Regions from separate parts of the Homo sapiens genome. Here region 1 is linked to region 2. Evidence: read pairs that join two places in POLR2A ChIA-PET (ENCODE). Cell type or tissue: PC-9. All regions are shown on one strand. Links, peaks and the distances in the headings refer to the core of each region. The heading gives the core; the rest is flanking DNA.

Region 1 (12,958 bases), core at 1,841-9,840, 51 kb after region 2:
AGCGTGCACCTGTAGTCCCAGCTACTTGGGAGGCTGAGGCAGGAGAATGGCTGGAACCTGGGAGGTGGAAGTTGCAGTGAGCTGAGATTGTACCATTGCACTCCAGCCTGGGGGACAGAGTGAGACTGTATCTCCAAAAAATAAACATACAAAAAATTAGCCAGGCATGGTGGTGCACACCTGTAGTCCTAGCTACTTGGGAGGCTGAGGTGGGAGGATCACCTGAGCCTGAGAGGTCAAGGCTGCTGTGAGCTGTGTTTGTGCCACTGCACTCCAGCCTGGGAGATCGACTGAGACCCTGTCTCAGAAAAAGAAAGAGAGAAAGAGAGAGAGAAAGGGGAAGGGAGGGAGGGAGGGAGGGGAGGGGGGAGGGGAGCATTAAGCATAAAAGTGAATGAAGTTGAAGTGGCCAGGAGGGAGACCAAATTAGAAGCTGACCATCAACATATAAGACTGACTTCCCTATTATTGATAGGTTAGCAGGGTTGAAGTCGTTAAAATAGGAAATACAGTATACTGGGTTGGTGGGGAAAGCTCAGTCTGAGGAACAGGCAGGTTCCCACATTACCAAGTATCTTCCATCACCATGGTGGGGCAACACTGTCCTGGACTAGAGTATACATTTCTATGAAGATACCTTCTTACCTATATGACACAGTGTTCATGTACTGCTGTATTTCCTCTCCTGATATATAACAAATAATCTAGTGAAAATTTCCCACTAACTTACCCAGGGAACTATAAGTAGGCCAAATGAAGCTTTTAGCACACTTTCTGGTTGCTGATAAAAATCAGCAACTATAAACCCAATTGCTCCTATTTCCATTAGAGCTGCTTTCCAGAACTAGGTCTCCAGTTATGTACATTAAAAGTTTGCCAACCCACTTATTTTCTTCCTAAATACTTTATTATATGCAGGATGGCTTGGGCTTCATCTACAGCAAACAAATATATGTATATATTTGCCAGTGGGCCATCAGAAACATCTATTGATTGTCTATGTGTACAAGTAACTGAGTCTGCAAAATTGCCTTCAAAGGCTAAGTCTCTTGTATTCTGCCCTTACTGAGAGTCTGTACTCTCCTAAGGTTAATTGGCTTATCATATTCTGCTTTTGTGCTCCCTAGTTTACCATGATGCTTGGGGTTTTTGCCCCTACGCTTTTCACTTTGTCTTCCTGTAATTTATTACAACCAACCCTTGTGTTTTTTTTTTTTTAACAGTTTTGGATCTGCATTAATTTTTTAGTCCCCAGAGGAACACTATGTTCCCAAACATTATGTTCTGCACTCTCATGCTCATATCACTTTGTGTAGTGCCAGACACCTCCTGGGATCTCAAGAAATGTTGTTTCTTTTTAAAAGATGGGTGATTACTCTAGGAGGCTCATAAAAGATCTTTCTCAGTTGAGTTACTTTCACTGTTTATGTATCCCAAGTGGCTTAGGTCAAAATATTGGTTAATAGAAAGACTCCAAGTCTTTGGAGAAGCTTTACTAGTGTCTCCTCATCTCTGTAAAAGCAAAGATGAGTATTGAATGGTCTTACAGGAGTGTTGGAGAGAAATGATGAAAAGCATTAGAAATGAGAAGGCCTTTGTTGAAAATATGAAATGCCAGAGTGAAGACAGTATCATTATTCCCAAGCAGGCCTCAGTGTAAGCGGAGCTCTCTCCACCAATTGAAGCTGTTCATCACTACAAAGAATGGCTGTCCTGCAGGATCCTTTCTGCTGCTGGCTCCTACTGCAGAGAATAGAAACTTCTTTCTAAATACTGTATCCAAAATGTTTCCTCTTCTCTCAACTTCTCAGCTCTATCCAGGACACTTCACTGCTTTCCTCCAAGGCAAACTTGAACCTTCCTCTAAATTCCTTCCCTGAAGGCTGTTTTGAGGCAGAGGGATAGGACCATGGACAGAGGCTTAGCCTACCAATCACTCACACAGCAGGAAAGTCAATTCTCTTCCTACCAGGAATCCCTGGGAGAGGGTGTTTACATGAATAGACTCTTCTTTAACTATAGGTCACTTTTCCCTTCTCTAACTTCCTTTGGAGTGATGCTGTGTCTTCTAGAAACACTGACTCCTTCCAGCAACTCTCTGCTCCTTAGACATATAAGAAATACTCATTCTTGCAAATGCAGTTCTTAAAATATTTCAAAACATCTTCATTATAAAATATTTCAGGCAAACAGAAAACTATGAAAAATAGTTTAACAAACATCTATGTGTAAAACAGCTACCTTAGCTGGGCGCAGTGGCTCACGCCTGTAATCCCAGCACTTTGGGAGGCCGAGGAGGGTGGATCACCTGAGGTTGGGAGTTCGAGACCAGCCTGACCAACATGGAGAAACCCCATCTCTACTAAAAATACAAAATTAGCCGGGCATGATGGTGCATGCCTGTAATCCCAGCTACTCCTGAGGCTGAGGCAGGAGAATTGCTGGAACCCGGGAGGCGGAGGTTGCGGTGAGCCGAGATCGCACCATTGTACTCCAGCCTGGGCAACAAGAGCAAAACTCCGTCTCAAAAAAAAAAAACAAAAAACACCTACCTTAACAGATCTTAATTTTGACTTACTTGATTTAGGGTTTGTTTGTGAAAAGTCTTACAATACATTTGAGGCCCCTTACCTACCGCCAATCACATTCATTTCTCTATTTTTCTCCTTCCCTCTTTTCACAAAAGTAACCATTATCTGGAAGTTGCAATACGTGATTCCCATGCAACTTTTATACTTTTATATTATACATATATATACATAAACAATACAAAGTATTGTTTTGTGTTTGTAAAGTATAAAGGAAAACTATATTATGCTGTATATAATATTCTGCCGTGTATTTTATTCATTATTATTTTTTAGATGTGTTTATATTGCAGCCCAAAGAACTAAGCCATTACTTGTAATTGTTGTACATTATTCTCTTGCTTGAATATATACAGGTTACTTATCCTTCCTCTTGCCTTAAGGATGTGAAGGTTGTTTTTAGTTTGTTGTCAGTGATGCTATAACAAACAATGCTGCAATTAACATTTAAATACCGGTCTTCTGGTGCACACCATGTGAGGTTTTTCTAGGCCAGAGTCTGTCAACCTTGTATTATTGACATTTTGGACTAGATAATTCTTTGCTGTGGGAAGGATGTTGAGCAGAATTCCTCACCTCTAACAGCCAAGAATATCTTCAAATATTACCAAATATTCCCTTGGTGGGGAAAATCACCCTTGGTTGAAAACGATGAGTCTAGACAATTTACCTAAGGGAGGAACTACAGGTCTTAGGATTCATATTAATATACAGTACCATTTTGCTTTCCAAAAGTTCTGTTTCTCCACATTTTGCTAATTTTTGGCATTTTCAGAATTTAAAAATTTTGCCAATTTATAGGTATGAAATAGTTGATTATTTTTCTTATTGCTTCGCATGAGTTCTTTATAATTTTTGAATACTAACACATGGATGGTTTTATGCCTAGCAAAATATCTCCTCTCAGTCTGAGCTTTCTTTTTCTTGATGGTCTCTTTTTTAAAGTGGTAAAATGTATCCATATTTTCCTTTATGTTTTATACTTTTATGTTTTATTTAATAAGTTCTTCCCTACCCCAAAGGTGTAAACATAATGTCTTGTATTTTTTTCTAGAAGTATAAAGTTTTACTGTTCATATTTAGGTCTTTAAACCAACTTAAACTTACTGTGACATGAAACAGGAAATATGTATATAATTATTTCCACCCGCCTCAGCCTCCCAAAGTGCTAGGATTACAGGCATGAGCCACTGAGCCCAGCCCTCGTTCTCCTTTCTAGCCTCAATTATTTTCAAGTATTCATGGGTCCTCTGCCATAGTGCATAGTCTAAGCCCGTCATAGTAATCCCATTCCTTTGGGATTGGTTTTGGCACGGGCTTCTGTTGCATGTCTTGGCAATGAGACCTAAGTGGAATTGTGCTAGAGTGGGGTTGGGATGGGGTGGGTAAGTTTTCCTCATACTGAAAAAAGTACATGAGAAAAAGACTTGCCCTTCCTATGTTTGTACAAAGTTGGAGAAAAATGTGATGGCTGATACTGTAGCAGCCATCTTGTCACTCTGAGGGGACAAGCTGGAAACCAGCACACAGAGATTAACTAAGCAGAAAGATGAAAAGGTCCCAGGTCCCCATGATGCTGCTGTGCTGTTGAAGTAACCAATATTGGGGCTACCTATCACTGGACAGCCTGTAATCTGAAATAATAAACCTCTTATTGCTTAAGCCACTCTAAGTTGTATATTATTACTTTCCACCAAATGCATGTAATTTTTGACCCTTTCGTTTTCTACATGGACTTTGTAATCACTGTACCATGTTCCATAATCAGGTTGGGATTTTTCAAATTGGGTTTGCATTGAAATTAAATATTAACTTTGGGAGAACTGACATCTTTATGATAATGAATGTTTTAATTCATGAATATGGTATATGTTTCCATTTATTCAAATCTTCTGCAATGTTTTCCATAAGAATATTTTATATACAAAAGTACATGTTATATTTATTCCTAGACACTATATTGTTTATGGCTATTAAGTATGTTATCTTTTGTTTGCTAGTAAATGTTGTATGTGATAAATACTGAGATGTAGGGTTACAGTGGAATTTTGTATGTTGATCTTATACCAATCAGCATACAAGACAGAGTTTCGCTTTGTTGTCCCAGCTGGAGTGCAGTCGCTTGATCTCAGCTCACTGCAACCTCCGCCTTCTGGGTTCAAGCAATTCTCCCACCTCAGCCCCCACCAAATAGCTGGGATTACAGGAATGCACCACCACACCAGCTAATTTTTGTATTTTTAGTAGAGATGGGGTTTCACCATGTTGGCCAGGCTGGTCGTGACCTCCTAACCATAAGTGATCCACACACCTCAGCCTCCCAAAGTGGTGGGATTACAGGCGTGAGCCTCTGTGCCCAGACAATTGTTGTTTTTTTACAGACAGGGTCTCAGGCTATTGCCCAGCCTGGTATGCAATGGCACCACAATAACTCACTGCAGCCTCAAATTTCTGGCTCAAGGGATCCTTCTGTCTCAGCCTCCTGGGTAGCTGGGACTACAGACAAACATCACCACACCCAGCTAATTTTTAGATTATCCGGGGATCTTGCCCAGGCTGGTCTTGAACTCCTGGGCTCAAGCAATCCTCCCACCTCAGCCTTCCAAAGTTCTAGGATTATAAATGTGAGCCACTGAGCCCAGCCTGAATTGTCTTTTTAATTCTGATTTTATTTTCAGATAGTCTGTATGATATTCTTCATAAACGATTACATTATCCAAACAAGGAGAGTTTGTCTTTTCTTTTTCTCTACTGTGATGATGGAGATACCATGGATTCAGTCATGGAGGCCTGTAGTTGCTTGATCCAGTTTCCTGTCTGTGTCCTTTCTTCCTGCCCCATCATTCCTTCATGTAAAGCCTATTACCACATGCGGTCAGCTTATTTAGCCTAACAAGCCAGTTTGTTTGGGGGGGATAGGGGCTCTCAGTCTAGCCCATAGGTTCAAGCAGTGAACCTGGTTTACCACCCGCTCCCCTCACTCCATGCAGGTCACTGTTAGTTCCCTTTAAGGAGTCTAGACGCCCCATTCTAGCATCCCCTGCCTCTTTTCAGACCTGGAACCGAACCGGCCCATGTTTTTAGCCCCATTTATTGCTTTGCATTTCCGGTCAAAAGAAAAGTTTATATTTGGGCTGGGCATAGTGGCTCATGCCTCTAATCCCAGCAGTTTGGGAGGCAGAGGCAGGCAGATCACCTGAGGTCAGGAGTTCAAGACTAGCCTGGCCAACATGGTGAAACTCCCTCTCTACTAAAAATACAAAAAACTGTACTGAAAATACAAAAAATACAGGAGTGCGTGGTGGCGCACTCCTGTAATCCCAGCTACTTGGGAAGCTGAGGCAGGAGAATCGCTTAAAACCAGGAGGCGGAGGTTGCAGTGAGCCGACATTGCGCCACTGCACTCCAGCCTGGGCGACAGACTGAGTCTCTGACTCAAAAAAAAAAAAAAAGAAAAAAAAGAAAGTTTATTATATTTGGAGAAAACTGTGTCTTTTAATTTTTCTCCTTTATATTTTAATAACCATTGCTTTGTGCTTAGAGCTGAGCGAGTGCCTCAAAGGTTCAGCAATGCTACCTTGACCAGAAATCATAATTTCAATGTCTATTTTGTAAAGGATTACAGAACTAGCTTCTACTACTGCCGACACTTCATGCAGTAATTATCACCAAACACAATGCTACTCAATTTCTACAATGTCTTTCAGGTCCTTGTGCTTGGTAAACACTATACTTGTGTCTGTGTCTGTCACCTGGGTAATGGGAATGGAGATAAATACTATTTTCTGCACCCGAAAAAACTGAGGCCTCTTACTAACCAGACAGCCACAGGACTGTGAGTTCCTCCAATGATAGGGCTGTGCCTTTTTCATCCTGTGCCTCCTCACGAAAATAACTCAAACCAAACTCTGGGCCCATACCTGGCTTTATTCAACAAGATGTCCCATGAACTGAGGAGACCCCCTATTGAGTGCCCTCAGGATCTATGCAGTACCATGGCTTGAGGAAATGAGAGGCTAAAAAGACAGGAATAAGAACCATGATAGTTGATTTTAAGCAAAATAAGTGAGAAGGAATTGTCGATGGCATTTCATCTAGAAAGTGAATTTTGATTGAGATTTAGATATTTTTTATATGAATCCCCTTATATAAACTAGCTTAGTATATAAATATAATCAAAATAGCATTCATTAAAATTGCAAAACTTATTTATTAAAATATGTAAAACAGCCAGCTGCAACAGTAGTGACTAAGAAGTATAAAAATAAATTATTTTTTTCAACAAATACAAATATGTATTGAGTTCCTACTATGTGCTTACACAGTACAGGAAATGGGGATACAAAGATAAATAAAACAGATCCCTGTGCAACTAAAAATCCAGTTGGGCCGATTGTTGGGCAAATAAATCATCCAAATATGATGGGATAGCTTGGGCACAGTGGCTCACGCCTGTAATCCCAACAGTTTGGGAGGCTGAGGCAGGCAGATCACCTGAGGTCAGGAGTTCGAGACCAGCCTGGCCAACATGGTGAAACCCTGTCTCTACTAAAAATACAAAAATTAACCAGGTGTGGTTGTGGGCACCTGTAATCCCGGCTACTCAGGAGGCTGAGGCAGGCAAATTGCTTGAACCCGAGAGGCAGGCGTTGCAGTGAGCCGAGATCGTGCCATGGCACTCCAGCCTGGGCGAAAGAGTGAAACTCTGTCTCAAAAAACAAAACAAAACAAAATATGATGGGATAGGCTCCTTAAAAGAGTGTTAGTTTGAAGAAATACTTGTACCCCTGTGTTCATAGCAGCATTATGCACAATAGCCAAGAGGTGGAAGCAACCTAAGTGTCCAATGACAGATTAATGTGTAATCGCCCAACCGGGTTCTTCTTGCCTGCTGCCCAGAAAAGTCAATGCAAAACTAGCAGGTTCTGCAGCAAAGAAAGAGTTTAATAAATGTGGGGCCAGCCAAATGGAAGGACAGGAGATAATTCTCAAATCCGCCTCCCCAAGAATGTGAGGGCTAGGGTTTTTCCAGGATAGTTTGGCAGGCAGGAGCTAGGGAATGGGGAATGCTGATTGGTTGGGTTGGGATGAAATCATAGGGGCTTGAAAGTGTTTTCTTGCACTGAGTCAGTTCTCGGGTGCAGGTTATGGGTCTGAGTGGTGCCAGTTGGTTCATACGGAATACAAGGTCTGAAAAATATCTCAAATACCATTCTTAGGTTTTACAATAATGATGTTATCCATAGGGGCAATTGGAAAAGTTATAAATCTTGTTACCATTCGCTACATGACTCCTGAGTAGTAAGTAGTTTTTAAAGGCAAGTTATAAAACAATGACTGATTAGAGTTTAATTATGTGTATATCTTAGCAGAATTCAGACCTCTGTCACAATTCTAACCTTGTGGACTTACGTTAGTTATATGAAAGTGGTTTTGGTCCCTGAGCAAGTAGAGGGGGTTAGTTCAGGAAAGAAGTATCATCGTCTTTGTTTTGAAGTTAAACTATGAACTAAATTCCTCCCATAATTAGCTTGGAATGAGCAAGTTAGCCTGTGAGGTTAAAACAAGATGTAGTTAGTTATGCTACATTTCCTTCACTGTCGTAATTTTTGTATAGGTGGTTCCCAGTGGATAAATAAAATGTGGTATGTGCATACAATGGATTATTATTCAGTCTTAAAAAGAAAGGAAATTCTGACACAGGCTACAACATGGATGAACCTTGGGAACATGATGCCGAGTGAAATAAGCCAGTCACAACAAGACAAATACCTCAAGGTCTCTCTGACCTTCCAACCTTCCCCCCGACCCCCGACCTCTACCAAAGAAATTGAAGTTCCTTTATCTGCCTGAGATCAGTCTTACCAAGGAGAACAAGCATTTTCTTCCCCTCTCCGGAAGACCAAGAATGTAACCACAGATGAACAGACCCTTTCACAAGATAGTGCCTGTCTTTCAGACTCATTTATGAGACTAATTTATGAGTGTGATTACACTCATGTGAAGTATCTAGAATGGTCAATTCTTAGGAACAGAAAGCAGAATGGTGGTTGCCAGAAGCTGGGGGAGGAAGGAGAAATGAGAGTTGTTTAATGGGTACAAAGCTTCAGTTTTGCAAGATGGAAAATTTTGGAGATTGATGGTCCAACAATGTGAACACACTTAACACAAATGCACAGTAGACTTAAAAGTGGTTAAGATGGCAAATTTTATATTTTGGGTATTTTTTACCACAATTTTAAAAATGTTAAAAAAAAAAATAGTGTTAGCATCCAGAGGGCAGAGGCATTTCTAACATCTTGCAGAATGCCTGATATAATAGTAGGCACTTGATAAATATTTTGCCTCCCCTTGGTTTCTGTGCCCCATCCTGTGTCCTACACAACAGGACAAAGGCCAAGTCGTTCTGTGAGCCAATTCAGCAAACAAAGGCACTTCTCTCTCCAAGGCACAGAGAAGAATTTCGAATATTTGTGATTTGAAATTTGTCCTGGTCACACCAACTATTCTTTACTTCTCAGATATGCTTATCTGAGTTCTTTTGGCATTTAACTTGTCTAAAGATAGATACTGTTTCTACTTCCCAAAACAGAATTGTGATGGACTTTGTAAGGAAAAAAAAAAAGTGGGAGGAAGTCTGTGAAATGAAATCATTATTAGGCCATGGTACAAATGGCTGTCGGGCCCTGGGTTCAGCCCAGCACAGGAGGAAGGGTGAGGTAATTAGCATGGATTTGCAATTCTGCAGCTCGCTTTTGTTCCCTCCCTCCACTGGCTGTGTCTGATTCTAGTCACTGGGTTTATTCTCTTGTGTTTGTTTTTTTCACTTGGCCAAAAATAGAGAGACAAAAAAAGTTTCCTCATACTTACTTCAGCTTTTTACTTTTTTCCTTGTGTGTTTGGTTTCCTCTTACGTGATCCTTCCTTCTTCCTGCCACCTGCTAGTTTCTCTATGGTGGGGCTCAGAAACCAACATCCCACAATATGGCGCACTGACATGCCGCACTGAGGAATCCTCAAGGTCTCTCTGACCTTCCGACCTTCCCCCCTCACCTCCAATCTCTACCAAAGAAATTGAAGTTCCTTTATCTGCCTGAGATCAGTCTTACCAAGGAGAACAATTGTTTTCTTTCCCTCTTTGGAAGACCAAGAATGTAACCACACATGAACAGACCCTTTCACAAGATAGTGCCTGTCTTTCCACTCATTTATTATTCCAATGAAAACTATTTACAAGTTAATTTCTAGTCCCCATCCTATCATTCTCCCTAGTAATCATTTATTGCCCCTCAACAGAATTCTCTTTCTCCCCACTCCCATAACCTGTTTTATAAGGATCAAGCCCCCATTTTTTTCTGTAACCTCAAGACGGTATCAAAGCTTCTGTATCTCATTGGGAAGCTGGATCTTCATTCTGAAGGCCCTTGTATACATGTAACCGTAATAGGTTCATTGCCCAATGCCCACGCAAGTCAATATACCGAGACACCTGGTTGGAGCAGAGAAAGAGGTTTAATCATAGGGTCACTGAACAAGGAGATGGGAGAAAAACTCAAACACATCTCCAGGAGGAATTTGGAGTTAGGGTTATTAAGGGTTTTGGAGTGGGCCAGTGTGGAGGTCATCAGTTGGTAGAAGAGTGTAGCGTGACATCATGGGACAGGGAGATGAAGCAGCTATTCGCTCATGCTGATCCTCTTCCTCTGTGGGGGGTCTTCAAATTGGTTGCTAGAATTAGAGGTCTAAAAAACATCTTAAGTGATCCTTAAACAAAAGCCTTATGATTGATTCTGACGTCAGATATCCCGTCTGGAGGAACAGAGAGGGTACAAATCTTCAGTATCTAGTGACTTTTAGCAACAAGGAAGTGGGCCAAAGTGCAGCCTGATTAATGCTTATATTTAATTAATGATATTATATAACATATTATGTAATATATTCTATGAATGCACTATGAAATACCTGTATTTCTGTCCAGAACCTGGCATGCAATTCTTGTCAACCCTGTGTGGGTAGTTTCATGCATATGAAGTCAATTTGTATACCTTTTCTCCCATGTTAATCCATCTGCCTCATATCAGTGATTTTGCAGCAAACCTTTATCTGCTTTTCCTACCTTTCTCAAGAATAGCTTTTCCTTGTGTTCTGTAACCCTGGCTTGGTGCACAGTATGCGTGATGGACAGGTTGAGTTGCAACACTTGGTGACAGTACAGACATGGAGCCTGGAAAGGGCCTGCGGGGTTTGAATTGAGGGATGCCCATTTCTGGTCCAAGCCCTGGGTGGAGCTCCCCATTGTTGGTTCATGGCCCTGGGCGTGCACATGGCCAAGAAGCAGAGTAGAGCAGAGGTGCCCTGCCTAGTGCTGGAGGAGAAAGGTGTCCAGGCATCTTCCAACCTCCTCATGCCAGTATGCTGAGAGGGTAAGTGCAGGACAGAGCCAATGGAAGACCTCCTTAGACTGGGTGAATCATGGAACCAACTGAGGTTTCCATTCTGGAGATTTGATCATGCCACTTTTTTTTTTTTTTTTTTTTTTAAAGACCGAAGTCTGGCTCCATCACCCACGCTGGAGGGCAGTGGCATGATTTAGGCTCACTGCAACCTCCGTCTTCTGGTTTGGATGATTCTCCTGCCTCAGCCTCCTGAGTAGCTGGGATTACAGGTGTGTGCCACCACACCCGGCTAATTTTTTTTTTTTTTTTTTGTATTTTTAGTAGAGGTGGGGTTTCACCATGTTGACCAGGCTGGTCTCGAGCTCCTGACCTTAGGTGATCCACCCACCTTAGCCTCCCGAAGTGCTGGGATTACAGGTATGAGTCACCATGCCCGGCCTCTTGCCACTTTTTAAATGTAACACTTAAATAGTTCTTGCTGTGTGACAGACACTGTTCAGACACTGTTCTAAGTGCTTTTATTTTATTTATTTATTTATTTTGACATGGAGTGTTGCTCTGTCGCCCAGGCTGGATTGTGGTGGTGTGATCTCGGCTCACTGCAACCTCCGCCTCCTGGGTTCAAGCAATTTTCCTACCTTAGCCTCTTGAGTAGCTGGGACTACAGGCATGCACCACCATGCCCGGCTAATTTTAGTAGAGATGGGGTTTCACTATGTTGGCTAGGGTGATCTAGTGATCACTTTAAGTGATCTGCCCACCTCGGCCTCCCGAAGTGCTGGGATTACAGGCCACTGTGCCTGGCCTCTAAGTATTTTTAAATATTAACTCATTTAATCCTTACAACAACCCTGTGAGCTAAGAACTACTATTGTCTGAATTTTATGGATGAGGAAAAGGAAACTGAAGCCCAGAGAGGTTAAGGACTTGCTCAGAGTTACCCAGCTGTTACTTCTCTGGTTTATAGATGGCACCTTCCTGCTGTGTCCCCACGTGGTGGAAGAAGGGAAGACATCTCTCTGGTATTAGCATCTTTAATACCCGAAGTCATGCTTTTCACTACTCCACCATGCTGCCACTCTGGTTTATGTAGAGTCTCCCAGGATCTCCTTTGGAGATTTCATGGCTGCTTTTACAAAGCATCTCCCCTAAGGTATAACACTCTCTGTTGGGTTTGGGCAGTGTGTGTATTCCTCTGAAACTTCTGTGTGCCTCCTGGTGTATCCACTGGCAGTCACGTGTTCACAGGCTTAATTCTGCAGAAGACATCAGAATCTGCCCTTCTTTCTCTCCAGGGATAAGGGCACAAGGAAGCCATTTCTACCCATATAAACATTTAAAAATACAATTTCAGGCCGGGTACAGTGGCTCACGCCTGTAATCTCAACATTTTGGGAGGCCAAGGCAGGTGAATCACCTGAGGTCAGGAGTTCAAGACCAGCCTGGCCAACATGGTAAAATCCTCTTTGCTAAAAATACAAAAAAAAAAAAAAAAAGAAAGAAAATAAAAACTAGCCATGCATGGTGGTGCGCACCTGTTATCCTAGTTACTTGGGAGGCTGAGGCATGAGAATGGTTTGAACCCCGGAGGTGGAGGTTGCAGAGATCACGCCACTGCACTCCACTTTTGGTGACAGAGCAAGACTCTGTCTCAGAAAAAAAAATAAATAAATACAGTTTCAGCATATAACAAGCACTATGCTATCTTCATGGTAAGAAGTGCTCTGCCCCTACATAGGAAAGGATACTACTTTGGGATCTGTTGCCAATCTGGGTGAGTTTATAGGGATTCTTCCCCACATTCCCCTTTCAGACCCTTGGGAACAGGGTCATGAAATTTTTAGATGGTTGGCTGGAGTCAGGCAACCAGTTCAGAGCTGTAGGACAGGTTTTCTGGTGAGAGTAGCAAACTGGTCTGGAGACAAGCCCAGGACATTGGCTTCCTTACTCTGGAAGACCGTAGCCATAGCTCGG
Region 2 (12,958 bases), core at 1,623-9,622:
TCAACAGATGAATGGATAAAGAAAATGTGGATACACACACACACACACAGACACACACATACAATGGACTATTATTCAGCCATTTAAAAAATGAAATCATGTCATTTGCAGCAACATGGATGGAACTGGAGGTCATTTTGTTAAGTGAAATAAGCCAGGCACAGTGAGACAAATATCAAATGTTCTCACTCATATCTGAGAGCTAAAAATGTGGATCTCATGGAGGTGGAGAGTAGGATGGTGGTTACCAGAGGCTGGGAAGGGAAGGGGGAGTGGGGGAGGAAGGGATGTTGGCTAATGGGTACAAACATAGAATTAGATAGTAGAAATAAATTATAGTATTCAGCAGTACAGTAGGGAAATTAAAGTTGACTATAATTTATTATATATTTCAAAATAGCTATCAGGTTTCAAAATATCACATGTACCCCAACAATATGTACGACTATTATATATCAATTTTCTTAAAGTCATAAACATTATAATGGGAAAAAAAATAGTATATACCACTGGCCAGAAATTCTCCTGAGCACTTTACATATGTTAACTATCTGAATCCTCATAACAAGCCCAGGCACTCTTATCATCGTCATTGTAAAGGGAAACTGAGGCACAGAAGAGGTAGGAACATGGCTCAAAGTCACAAAGCGAATGAGTAATGAGACCTGGGCTTTCACACAGGCTGCCTGGCTCCAGAGCCCGAGCCTAGCTCCAGAACACTTCCGTCATCCTAGAAAAAAAAAACTCCCATGCCTGGTAGAGTCACTCTCAATTCTCTCCTAACCACAGACCCTGGCAACCACTTATCTGCTTTCTGGCTCTATGGATTTGCCTAATGTAAATATTCATATAAATGGAATCATGTAATATGTGGCCTTTTGTGACTGGCTTCTTTCACTGAGCATAATGTTTTCAAGGTTCATCCATATTGTATCAGTCCTTCATTCCTTGTTGTGGCTGAAAAAGATTCCATTGTATGAATATACCACATGCTGTTTATCCATTCATCAGCTCTTGGGCATTTGGGTGGTTTCCATTTCTTGGCTATTGTAAATAATGCTGCTGTGTACCTTTGTGTACAAGCTTTTGTGGAAATGTACATTTTATAATTTTCTTGGGTACATACCTAGGAGAATTATTCAGTTGTAAGGGAACTCTATGTTTAACTTATTTTATTATTATTATTAATTATTATTATTATTATTATTATTATTATTATTATTATTATTTTGAGACAGGGTCTCACTCTGTCACTCAGGCTAGAGTGCAGTGGTGCGATCTTGGCTTACTGCAACCTCTGCCTCCCAGGCTTAGCCTATTCTCCCACCTCAGCCTCCTGAGTAGCTGGGACTATAGGCATGTGCCACCACACTGTGCTTTTTTTTTTTTTTTTTTGGCATTTTTTGTAGAGACAGGGTTTCACCAGGTTGACCAGTCTGGTCTCAAACTCCTAAGCTCAAGCAATCCACCTGTCTCAGCCTCCCAAAGTCCTGGTATTACAGGCATGAGCCACCGCACCTGGCCCTATGTTTAATTTAACAAATCAACTTTTGATCACATGTATTACTTAGCTAAGCCTCTCTACTCAGAAGGGGAGAAGTATAGGAGCAAGTGGTTGCTTTAGCAAATGTCCTATCCTGTCCTATCAATATGATGGTGTCTCCTTCTTGGGGTTTCATAAGTCAGTACCCTGAAGGTCATTGACACTCCATGTGTGTATTTTCTATGCAGAACCCCCACGGAGGCCACTTTTGGTCGCCTTCTCCATACAATAGATGGGGAGTGACCATAAGGAAGTACCCCTTAAAGTAACTAAAGAGCTCAAGCTTGAGCAGTGGAACCTCTCCAGGTACTTCTAAGAGCAGGACAGACAGGGTCAGTCTAGAGAAGTGAATGCTTTGAGAAGATTACACAGTCCTCTAACAATAACATCCATGATGATTTTGTAGAATTCTCTATGCCTAGCATAATGCTAAATGAGTCACAGCCTTTTTCCTAGACTTGCACTCTCCGGTATGGTAGCCACGGGTCACATGTGGCTATCAAGCGCTTGAAATATGGTTAGTCTGAATTAAGGTATGCTATACAGGTTGAGTATCCCTAATCTAAAAATTCAAAATATAAAATGCTCCAAAATCCAAAACTTTTTGAGGACTATGATGCTACAAGTGGCATTGTTGGTGGTGACAAAGCCTGCTGTTCTCTGCTATTGCTGCTGTTTAGCAAGTGATACAGGTATTCTTTTTTTATTTTTTATTTTTTTTGAGACGGAGTCTCGCTCTGTCGCCCAGGCTGGAGTGCAGTGGTGCGATCTCGGCTCACTGCAAGCTCCGCCTTCCGGGTTCAGGCCATTCTCCTGCCTCAGCCTCCCGAGTAGCTGGGACTACAGGCGCCCGCCACCACGCCCAGCTAATTTTTTGTATTTTTAGTAGGGACGGGGTTTCACCGTGGTCTCGATCTCCTGACCTCGTGATCCGCCCGCCTCGGCCTCCCAAAGTGCTGGGATTACAGGCGTGAGCCACAATGCCTGGCCGTGACACAGGTATTCTAAGGGATGCTGCTGTGCTGATTAGTAACTCTGAACACATTGTTTTTTTCACTATTTTAATAGTATGTTATATATACATATATACACATATATATACGTGTGTGTGTGTGTATATATATATATATATATATATATATATATATATATGTAACAGAGTGATATACAAATATATATATATATATACACACACACACATATATATATGTATATCACTCTGTTACCTAGGCCGGAGTGCAGTGGCACGATCTAGGCTCACTGCAACCTCCGCCTCCTGAGTTCAAGCGATCCTCCTGGGTTCAAGCAGTTCTCCTGCCTCAGCCTCTGGAGTAGCTGGAATTACAGGCGTGCACCACCAAGCCCGGCTAATTTTTGTATTTTTAGTAGAGACGGGGTTTCATCATGTTGGCCAGGCTGGTCTCGAACTCCTGGCCTCAAGTGATTCAGCCACCTGGACCTCTCAAAATGCTGGAATTATAGGAATGAACCAACACGCTCATGGTGTGTTATATTTTTTACTGTTAAGTACTTATGTCTAAATAAACGTGAGAAAATGATTGCTTATCAGTAGCACATAAATGAGCGTCAGGAATGATGTTGCCAAACAAGCACAGATTGTCCCATGGGTGGTTGAGATAGTGACACCTTTGGTTTCTGATCATTCGATTGATAAAAACTTTGTTTCATGCACAAAATTATTAACAGTATTATATAAAATTACCTTCAGGCCATGTGTATAATATGTATATGAAACACACATGATTTTTGAATTTAGACTTGGGTCTTATTCCCGAGATATCTCATTTATGTATATGCAGATATTCCAAAATCTGAAATCCGAAATACTTGTGGTCCCAAGCATTTCGAATAAGAGATGCTCAACCTGTACGTGTGAAATACACATTGGACTTCGAAAACTTAGTGCAAAAAACAGAATGTAAAATACTCATGAACATTTTTTACATGTTGAAATGATATTTTGGACATGAGTTAAGTAAAATATAGCACTAAAATTAATTTTGCCTATTTCTTTTTACTTTTCTTAATGGGCTACTAGAAAATGTTAAATCACACATGTGGCTCACATTGTGGCTTCCATTATGTTTCTATTGGACAGCACTGGTTCTAGACAAGTCCTCACAGTTATCTTATCAGCTGGATGGTATTATCATCCTTCTATTATGGGTGAGGAAATTGAAGCTTAGAGCGCTTAAGTCAATTACCTATGATCATACAGCTGTGGCTTAAGCGCAACTCTGTCTCCAATTCTGAATTCTTACCCATTGCTCTAGGCTGTCTCCCCATAGTCCAGAAATGTAACCCAAGTGATAGAAAAATGGTTAGGATCATTAGCTGTGGCAAAAGGCTGTTTTCATATCTTCATTGTAGAGCACAGGAAAAATGGTCTATGAAGTTCTGTAAAGTAGAATTTAGGGTGCAGTTGGAGGAAATTGCCTATGAGAAAGTTTCTTAAATACTAACTCCTGTTTGTAATGGTTCGGGGCTCACCCACTGAGGATCGAAGGTAGAAGGAACTATTTCAGAGCTTGCTTTCATTTCTACGATTCTATCACAATTGACATTAGATTCACAGGTCAGCCTCTGCTGTAACATTCAGATTGAGATGGAGTAGACTGAGATGAATGAGTGCTTCATTTTCATCCCTTTTCCCTGTAAAGTGGAGGGTTTTAATTTCATCCCATTTCATTCGAATTTGTGAAAACCTCAATAGGACATTCTTCACAGCAATCCTGCCCTCTTCTAAGTTTCAGTGGAGAGGAGAGACAAAACTGTCAAGGAGAGAAACCATTCTCTGAAATATTAAGCCATTCTCTAAAATATTAAACCATTCTCTAAAATATATATTTTAACTTGGTAAAATCTTCTTTTTCCTAAGGGCATCAGTGTTCTTCGCTCACAAGTAACTCTCGTGTGTATATCATTAATGCTAACGATTACTAGTTGTTAAATGCTATGACAATTTTATTTGCATTTTACATATATTATACTTGTATATAACATGTATCACGGGTATAATTTACTTTTTAAACTTCAAATACCGAAGAGGATGCCCAGTTTAGAACAGTAGCTCCTTGGGCTATTTTTCCAAGTTGGGAAGGCAGGGGGAGGATTGGAATAATTGCAAATTAAGCTTTGCCACAGGGCCTCGTTCCCAAATGTTTAAACCCTCTCATATTATTAGGGGCTAAAAATGTTGCTAAGAGCTTTTAAACAGAAAAATAGACTTACTTGCTTTGTTTTTGTTTTTGTTTTTTCTTGAGACAGGGTCTCACTCTGTCACTGAGGCTGGAGTGCAGTGGCAAGATCTAAGCTCACTGCAACCTCTGCTCCTTGGGCTCAAGCAACCCTCCCAACTCAGCTTCCTGAGTAGCTGGGACTACAGGCACACACCACCATGCCTAGCTAATTTTTGTATCTTTTTTGGTAGAGATGTGGTCTCACTATGTTAGCCAGGCTGGTCTCAAAACCTTGATCTCAAGCAATCTGCCTGCCTTGGCCTCCCAAAGTACTAGGATTACAGGTGTGTGCTGCCACACCCGGCCACTTATTTGTTTTTTATTTCTTCCCCCAGACTACAACTTTATAGCTTACCAAGAAACATGGCAACTGGACTCCTATAAGATTAATGCAAGCCAAAAATCAAGCCCTAAGAAGCTAAAACGTTTCTAGACATATATGTGCCATTTTTTTTGTTGTTTGTTTCTATTTTATTTTTTATTCAGGATCAGATTTTTAGTGCCCCTTCATTAGGTTCACTTTGGCTTAAATAGCTACATGGAAAATACATTCCAGCATTTGTTTTTTGTTTAGTCACTCTTCCATAAAATTCCTTAGCGGTTTCAAATGTCATTCAGATGAGATGACAATGAATCATAGAAGGAAGACAGAGAGAGAATGGTATTGGGAAAGGGATAGGGAGCTGGGAATCAGATGACCTGAATTCTAGTTCTGTTGCAAGAACAAATTGGCAACAAGGCCCTGGAGAATTCAAGTCCACAAACCTTTCTTGGAAACCTACTATGTTCAAGGCATTGAAATAAGTGCTGTAGGAGCAACAACGATGAACAAGACACGGATCCTCAAGGAGCTTATCACCTGGCAGGAAGGAAAGTATATTCACAAAATGATAGTATAATGTGGTACAGAATGTGTGAGTAGTGGAATAGAACTTATGGGGCACAGAAGAAAAAAAACATCATTCCAGCCAGGGAGAGTGGGGATGGCTTCATGAAGAAAGTGATATTTGGGATCCCGGAAGTGTGGGTAGGATTTCTGGGTGGGGCTTTGAGGGAAGGGTGTTTTCGTTGTTGTTGTTTTCTTTTGCTTTTTTGAGACAGAGTTTCACTCTTGTTGCCCAGGCTGGAGTGTAATGGCGCGATCTCTGCTCACTGCAACCTCTGCCTCCCAGGTTCAAGCGATTTTCCTGCCTCAGCCTCCTGAGTAGCTGGGATTACAGGCACGCGATACCATGCCTGGCTAATTTTTTGTATTTTTAATAGAAACAGAATTTCACCATGTTGGCCAGGCTGGTCTCGAACTCCTGACCTTGTGATCTGCCCGCCTCGGCCTTCCAAAGTGCTAGGATTACAGGCGTGAGCCACCACGCCCGGCCCAAGGGAAGAGTGTTTTACACAGAAGGTGTAGGGAAGTGGAGACGATGTAAGCAAAAATGTACAGTAATAAAGTACAGAGCTGGTTCAAGGAACTTGTTAGGAAGGCACAGTTAATTCTGAATAAAACAATGGGAGATAAGTTTTGAGCACTAGATTAAGATCAAATTGTGGTAGGGCTTGAATTCCAGTCTGAAGAATTTAGACCTTTTGAGTGGTGAAGAGCAGGGAGACAAATAAGATAACACGAGTGATCAGCTTTGCTAGGAAGATTGTTCTAGCGGCACCGGGTGGTACGAGGGTGAGCAGAAAGGTAGAAGGCCGGGAGATGAGTTAGAAAACGGTTATGGGGCTAGGCACGGTAGCTCATGCCTGTAATCCCAGCACTTTGGGAGGCCAAGGCAGTCAGATCGCTTGAGCCCAGGAATTCGAGACTAGCCGGGGCAACATGGCGAAACCCCATCTCTACAAAAAATACAAATGTTAGCTGAGAGTGGCAGTGTGCACCTGTGGTTCCGGCTGTGCAGGAGGCTGAGATGGGAGGACTGCTTGAACCTGGGAGGTCGAGGCTGCAATGAGCTGTGATCATGCCCATGCACTCCAGCCTGGGAGACTCTGTTTCAAAAAAAAAAGAAAATGATTATGGTAGGCTTTTGGCGGTAGGAATGGACAGAGAAGGCAAATGCAAGAGACATTCCAGAGGGAGTATTGACAGAGCTTGGCGACAATTGGTTTTGGGATGTAAAAGATTACTATGGTTTTGAGCATTGGTGAGTCAGAGGATGGAGATGCTGAGACTGTAGGAGGTTTGCCGGGAAAGATGCTGAGTTTGATTTCGAGCACATTTAGCCCATTCCGAACACACTGGCTAACGTAATCATATAAAACACAGGCCAATTCCCAAATCCCCTCTGCTCAAAACCCTTCAATGCCTTCTCATCTTACTCAGAGTAAAAGAAACATCCTTACAATGGCTGATAAAGCCTTCAATGGCCTGGCTGCCCACATTGCCTCTGAGCTCATCTCCTTCCTTACCCGCTTCTCGCTGGGCACTGCCACCCTGGCCTTCTTGCTGTTCCCCAAACATTGCCCGACATGGGTCTGTCTTAGGGCCTTTCTTAGTGTTTTCTCTGCCTGAAACCCTCTTTCCTCGGGCAGTTCTTACACCTTAATCCCTCACTTCTTTTGGCTCTTATTCAAATATGTTTTGTTTTGTTTTTGAGACAGAGTTTCGCTCTTGTTGCCCAGGCTGGAGTGCAGTGGCACGATCTCGGCTCACTGCAACCTCCGTCTCCTGGGTTCAAGTGACTCTCCTGCCTCAGCCTCCCCAATAGCTGGGATTACAGGTGCCCACCACCATGCTGGGCTACTTTTTGTATTTTTAGTAGAGACAGGATGGGATTTTACCATGTTGGCCAGGCTGATCTCAAACTCTTGACCTCAGGTGATCTGCCTGCCATGGCCTCCCAAAATGCTGGGATTACAGGTGTGAGCCACTGCGTCCGGCCTAAGTATCATCTTTTTAGAAAGGCCTTTCCTGATCATCCTGTACAGAACAGCAACACTTCCCCCGCCACATCCCCTCTCTCCAGTTTCCTCTTCCCCATTGTACTGATCAGCATCTGACATACTATTTGTTTACTTGCTTATATCACAACCTGGAAACTGAAGCTGTAAAAAAAAAAAATTAATGAAATGATCCACTGTTTTCAAGGGTATGATGAGGTTTGCTACCTCATGAGTACACCATTACACCATTCTTGGGACTGGGCATTGTTATAATCCCTTTGAAAAGCAATTTGGCAGTAAGTATAAAGAGTCATAAAATGTCCATCTCCTGCAACGTTTTATGTTTTGAAAATTCTGAAAGTCAATTCTAAGAAGATAATCTAAAATGTGGAAAAGAAGGCCAGGTATGGTGGCTTATGCCTGTAATCCCAGCACTTTGGGAGGCTGAGGCAGGAGGATTGCCTGAGCCTAGGAGTTCAAGACCAGCCTAGGGCAACATGGTGAGACTCTGTCTCTATAAAATATAAAAAATTAACCAGGTATGATGGCACATATCTGTGGTCGCAGCTACTCAGGAGGCTGAGGTGAGAGGATCACCTGAGCCTGGGAGGTTGAGGCTGCAGTGAGCTGTTATGGGACCACTGCACTCCAGCCTGGGCAACAGAGCAAGACTCTGTCTCAAAAAAAAAAAAAAATAATGTGGAAAAGAAAACACACAGAAAAATGTATACTAATGTGATATTTATGATATCAAGAAATTGGAAAGATTCTAAACATCTAACAATATACAGAGATAGTTAAATTAAGTAAATTACTGTTCATTTACTTAATGATATATTATTCACTTGTTAAAAGGATAGTTATGAAAGGCTGGTTAGCAACAAGGAAAATGCTATGAGACAATGTTATACTTAAAATAACAGGATCCACAACTGTATACAGTGTGATTTCACGTATCTTTAAATATACACCTGAAAAAGGACTAGGAGGAAATTAACCCAAATGCTGATATTAAATGAATTAGGCTAATGGAATTATTGGTGACTTATTTTTCCTAAATCTTTTCAGTTTTCTGTATTTAGGTTATATCCTTTCTGTAATGTGCTATTTAATTTTTTATAATAATCATTTTTTAAAATACTCAAAAGAAACTGCTGTTACAACTAACTCACCACCATCTAGATGGCATTGTTGGGTATCAGTGGTAAGTGTGAGTCTCCAGGCTGTGGCTTCTACTTTTAGTTCTGAGGATCCTGACATCAATGGCTGGCCCTACAGCTCATTAGCCTCCCATGCCTCATTCCTCCGCTTTCTCACTCCTGACTCCTTCCTCTTTGCCACTCTTCCTGTATAATTTTAGGCTGTGTCTGCCTGATTATGAAGGACACAATTATGAAACAATAAAGGCTTTAAAAAAAAGCCACACAACTTGCCCCCATGCACCTTGACAATCTTTATGCATGGATTGAGGCTAAGCCACCATATTAATGTCCCCCTCTATTTTTCTCATCCTAGCTACCCCTGTCCCCACTGGTAGACATTAAGGATTCCCACTTTGCTGTTCTCTGTAGCGCTTACCACCACCTGACATATTATGTATTTACTTATTTATTATAATATCATGGCTGAGAAACTGAAGTGACTTAAAAAGGAAAAGAATTAATTCAATGTCTACCTACTAAGTGCCAGTTAAGCCTTTATGTATATTTTCTTTATGTATATTTTCTTTATGTATATTACCTCATTTTACCCTTGCAAGCCAGCAAAATAAGTATTACGTTTTAGTGATAAGAAAACTGAGGCTTAGAAAGGTTAAATAATTTGTCCAAGTTCACTTATGTAGGAAGTTACCAAATTGAAATTTAAATCGTTGTTTTCTTTTTTTTTTTTTTTTGAGATAGCATCTAGCTCTTCCACCTAGGCTGGAGGGCAGTGGTGCAATCTTGGCTCACCGCAACCTCCACCTCCTGGGTTCAAGCAATTCGTGTGCCTTAACCTCCCCAGTAGCTGGGATTACAGGCACCCACCACCACGCCTGGCTAATATTTGTATTTTTAGTAAGACGGGTTTCACCCTATTGGCCAGGCTGGTCTCCAACTCATGACCTCAGTGATCTGCCCTCCTTGGCCTCCCAAAGTGCTGGGATTACAGGTGTGAGCCACCTCGCCCGGCCAGCCACCGTGTCTGGCTGAAACCCTCATTTTCTCATCTAAAGTCCTATGTCCTTAGCCAATACACTAACAAACACACATCAATTATTAAGATAGCCTAAGTTAACTTATTATATAGGCATTGCCTAAGTGAACAATTGAATAACAGAATAATTCAATCTGAAACTCGTAATCAATTGATGCCCCAAATATCGTTGTATCTGAGTTAACCAGCTCATTGCTTCAGATTTTTTCTGCAATGTCTACAGTGTCTCGATAACTATTTGAGACCACAAAATTAACAGTTTGACTGTTAATTTTAACTACTTTGATTATCTGCAGTATTCTAAGTATTTATTTAGTAACTAAAACTAATTTTATCTGCTTTGATTAATGGCCTCTTTTGAAGGATCTGGAAGCTCTTTTTTGAGACAATAGAAAATTTTTTGATAAAGCAAAATTCTTAATTAAGTTAGATCCTTTCAACTGGTTAGTTAGACTTACGAATTGAGATTATTAATAGCAGACATGTAAGATGTCAAAAGGAATGTATTATCTAGTTAGGACTAATAGGATTTTAGAGAAAATTTTTCACAAGAAGAGATTTTTCCATTTAATAACTCATTTATTTTCAAGCAATAGTCTGTTGAATAAAGATTCTAAGCAAATTCACTGTAATGGGGATGAAGGAATTAAATAGAATTTCCCAAGAAATATTGTTCATAATGTTCACCATTATTACAGCTCAACGGTGTTCTTGTATGCCTGCTTTGGCTAAAGTCTCACATAGAAAACCCTTTCACCTAGGCATGGTGGTTGACACCTGTAATCCTAACTACTTGGGAGACTGAGGTGGGAGGATCGCTTGAGCCCAGGAGTTTGAGGCTATAGTGAGCTACGATCATGCCACTGCACTGTTGGATAACACAGCAGACCCTATCTTTATGAAAGAAAGAGAGAGGGAGAGAGAGAGCGAGCCATTGTAGCTGCTGACATAGACTTGAGGAGTCATAACATGATCACCCTCATCATAGCTAACAATTTTGAGAATTTACTGTGAGCCAGCCTTCACTGCATACTGCACTAAATTATCTCATTTTAATGCTCAAAATTCTATAAAGTAGGCACAAATGTTATACTCATTTTTAGATAAAGAAACTGAGGCATAGAAAGATTAAGTAACTTGTTCAAGGGACAGCATTTAACATAAAACACGGATATGTTATATTGGCTGTTTTGCCTTCTCTGTGATGCTGAGAAAATAACATTTTTTGAAGGAATTTCAAGTTCGACTTTACAGCTTTAATTTAAAAGGAAAAATGAAAGGCCTTTTGAATTGCTGTGGCTGTTATACCAGTGACTAATTCCATTGGAAAGCTGGTTCAGTGAGAGCTGAAATTTTAAAAGTCTGAAACATCTGAGAGAGTGGGTTCCCCTTGGCTAGTTGGTGCTTCCCTCACAACCTTTTCCCACATCAGCCTGTGCTGTAAACCTCCCTTTCACTCTGTGATGATTTCATCTCTGAGGGTTTGTAACTCATGGAGCTGTCCTTGGTCTGACAGGTCAGAGAAGAAAAGTTTTTGCCTGGGGTCTCTGGCTTCTCACAAAGTTGCTGCACTTCTCAACTGATTTATATTAATAGAAATCCACAAACCCACCATGTACAACAGATTGAGAGAATTCTTAGGAGAGTGCATGAAAACGCTGAAGTACTTCATCATAGTACATTTTAATTTTTCCCTGCATTGGAGCAGAGCTTTCCCATCTTAGATCAGGAAATGGGAAACCTAAAGTTCACTTACTCAATAAAATCAGGCTGGAGACCCATTTTGGGCAGTTCTAAATGCTGCAAAAGATCAAGATAACATTCCTCCCCTCAAAGATTTTACATGTCAGTGATAAGACACACATAAAAAAGTTAAACAACCCGACATCATAAAGAGATGAATCAGAAGCCAATAGGGTTCCAAGGATACCAAGTGTTTGAAATCCAAGGCAGGGTTACAGGGAGGAGGTCATTGGATGCTGAAATGGTGAGGGAGGTTTCTGGGGAGAGAGAGGAAACTTAATATAGGTCTTGAAGAGGAGAAAGCTAGCCACAGGACAGAGTGTATACTGTAACCCCACTTACCTAAAAATGAAGCAAAACAAAAACTGTATAGGTTTATTAAATGCAGTGAAAAAGAGTCGGAAGGATAACTAGCAAATTGGAAGAAGGGCAATACAGTTGGCAGGTGGGAGAGGGGAAGGGCTAGAATTAATAGGGACTTTCAGTTTTTACTGTATGTATACTTCTTTATTATTGTTTAAATATTTTTCTTTCTTTTTTTTTTGGGATCGTGTTTCGCTTTTGTAGCCAAGGCTGGAGTGCAATGGTGCGTTCTCAGCTCACTGCAACCTCTGCCTCATGGGTTCAAGCGATTTCCTGCCTCAGCCTCCCAAGTAGCTGGGATTACAGGCATCCACCACCATGGCCAGCTAACTTTTTGTATTTTTGGTGGAGACAGGGTTTCACCATGTTGGCCAGGCTGATCTCGAACTCCTGACCTCAGGTGATCCACCCACCTCGGCCTCCCAAAGTGCTGGGATTACAGGCATGAGCCACCTCGCCTAGCCTGTTTGAATATTTTTCTAATGAGGATATACTCATACATTGTTTGGTATAATTAAGAAATACAACATTGACAAAGAACAGATAGAACTTGGGTTTGTAGAGCAAAAGAAAGAGGATATTTTAGTTGAGAAGAACAGCTTAAGTACATGCCTGAAGTTGGAAATGTCCAGGGTGTATTTTGGGCAACAATGAGGAGACCAGTGGGACCAGCACAGAAGGGACATAGTAGCAGGTAGATTGGGGCCAGGTGGAGAAGAGCTGTTAATGAAGACCTAGTGTGAGCCTTTCACCTTCCACCAAAGCAATGAAGAGCCTTCGAAGAGTTGATCTGGAGTCCATTAATCTGTCCACACAAGAATTTATTTATTTATTTATTTTTATTTTATTTTATATATACTTTTTTGAGATGGAGTCTCGCTCTGTCGCCCAGGCTGGAGGGCAGTGACACGAACTCGGCTCACTGCAAGCTCTGACTCCGGGGTTCAGGCCAGTCTCCTATCTCAGCCTC

Evidence for each region. ChIA-PET counts read pairs that join two places held together with the same protein. Peaks named below come from ENCODE experiments on the same cell type or tissue, not always from the same donor. Only the 100,000 strongest peaks of a DNase experiment are listed, where the experiment ranks them.
Region 1: POLR2A ChIA-PET joins it to region 2 with 13 read pairs; 5 of 35 experiments call an interaction of 5 or more read pairs at or near these places.

What each region holds. Positions count from the first base shown.
Region 1 is chr7:131,210,398-131,223,355 of GRCh38, forward strand. It overlaps a transcript of MKLN1 not described here. Among named protein-coding and RNA genes, the nearest start is that of LINC-PINT, 110 kb to the left of the region's middle. RefSeq lists an enhancer at 8,686-8,755 and a silencer at 10,639-10,839. In PC-9, for the core only: no CTCF peak of the experiment used is centred there; no DNase peak of the experiment used is centred there.
Region 2 is chr7:131,159,306-131,172,263 of GRCh38, forward strand. It overlaps a transcript of MKLN1 not described here. Among named protein-coding and RNA genes, the nearest start is that of LINC-PINT, 56 kb to the left of the region's middle. RefSeq lists an enhancer at 4,544-5,743. In PC-9, for the core only: no CTCF peak of the experiment used is centred there; DNase peaks (open chromatin) are centred at 5,456 and 6,925; H3K4me3 peaks cover 1,753 bases; H3K27ac peaks cover 4,500 bases.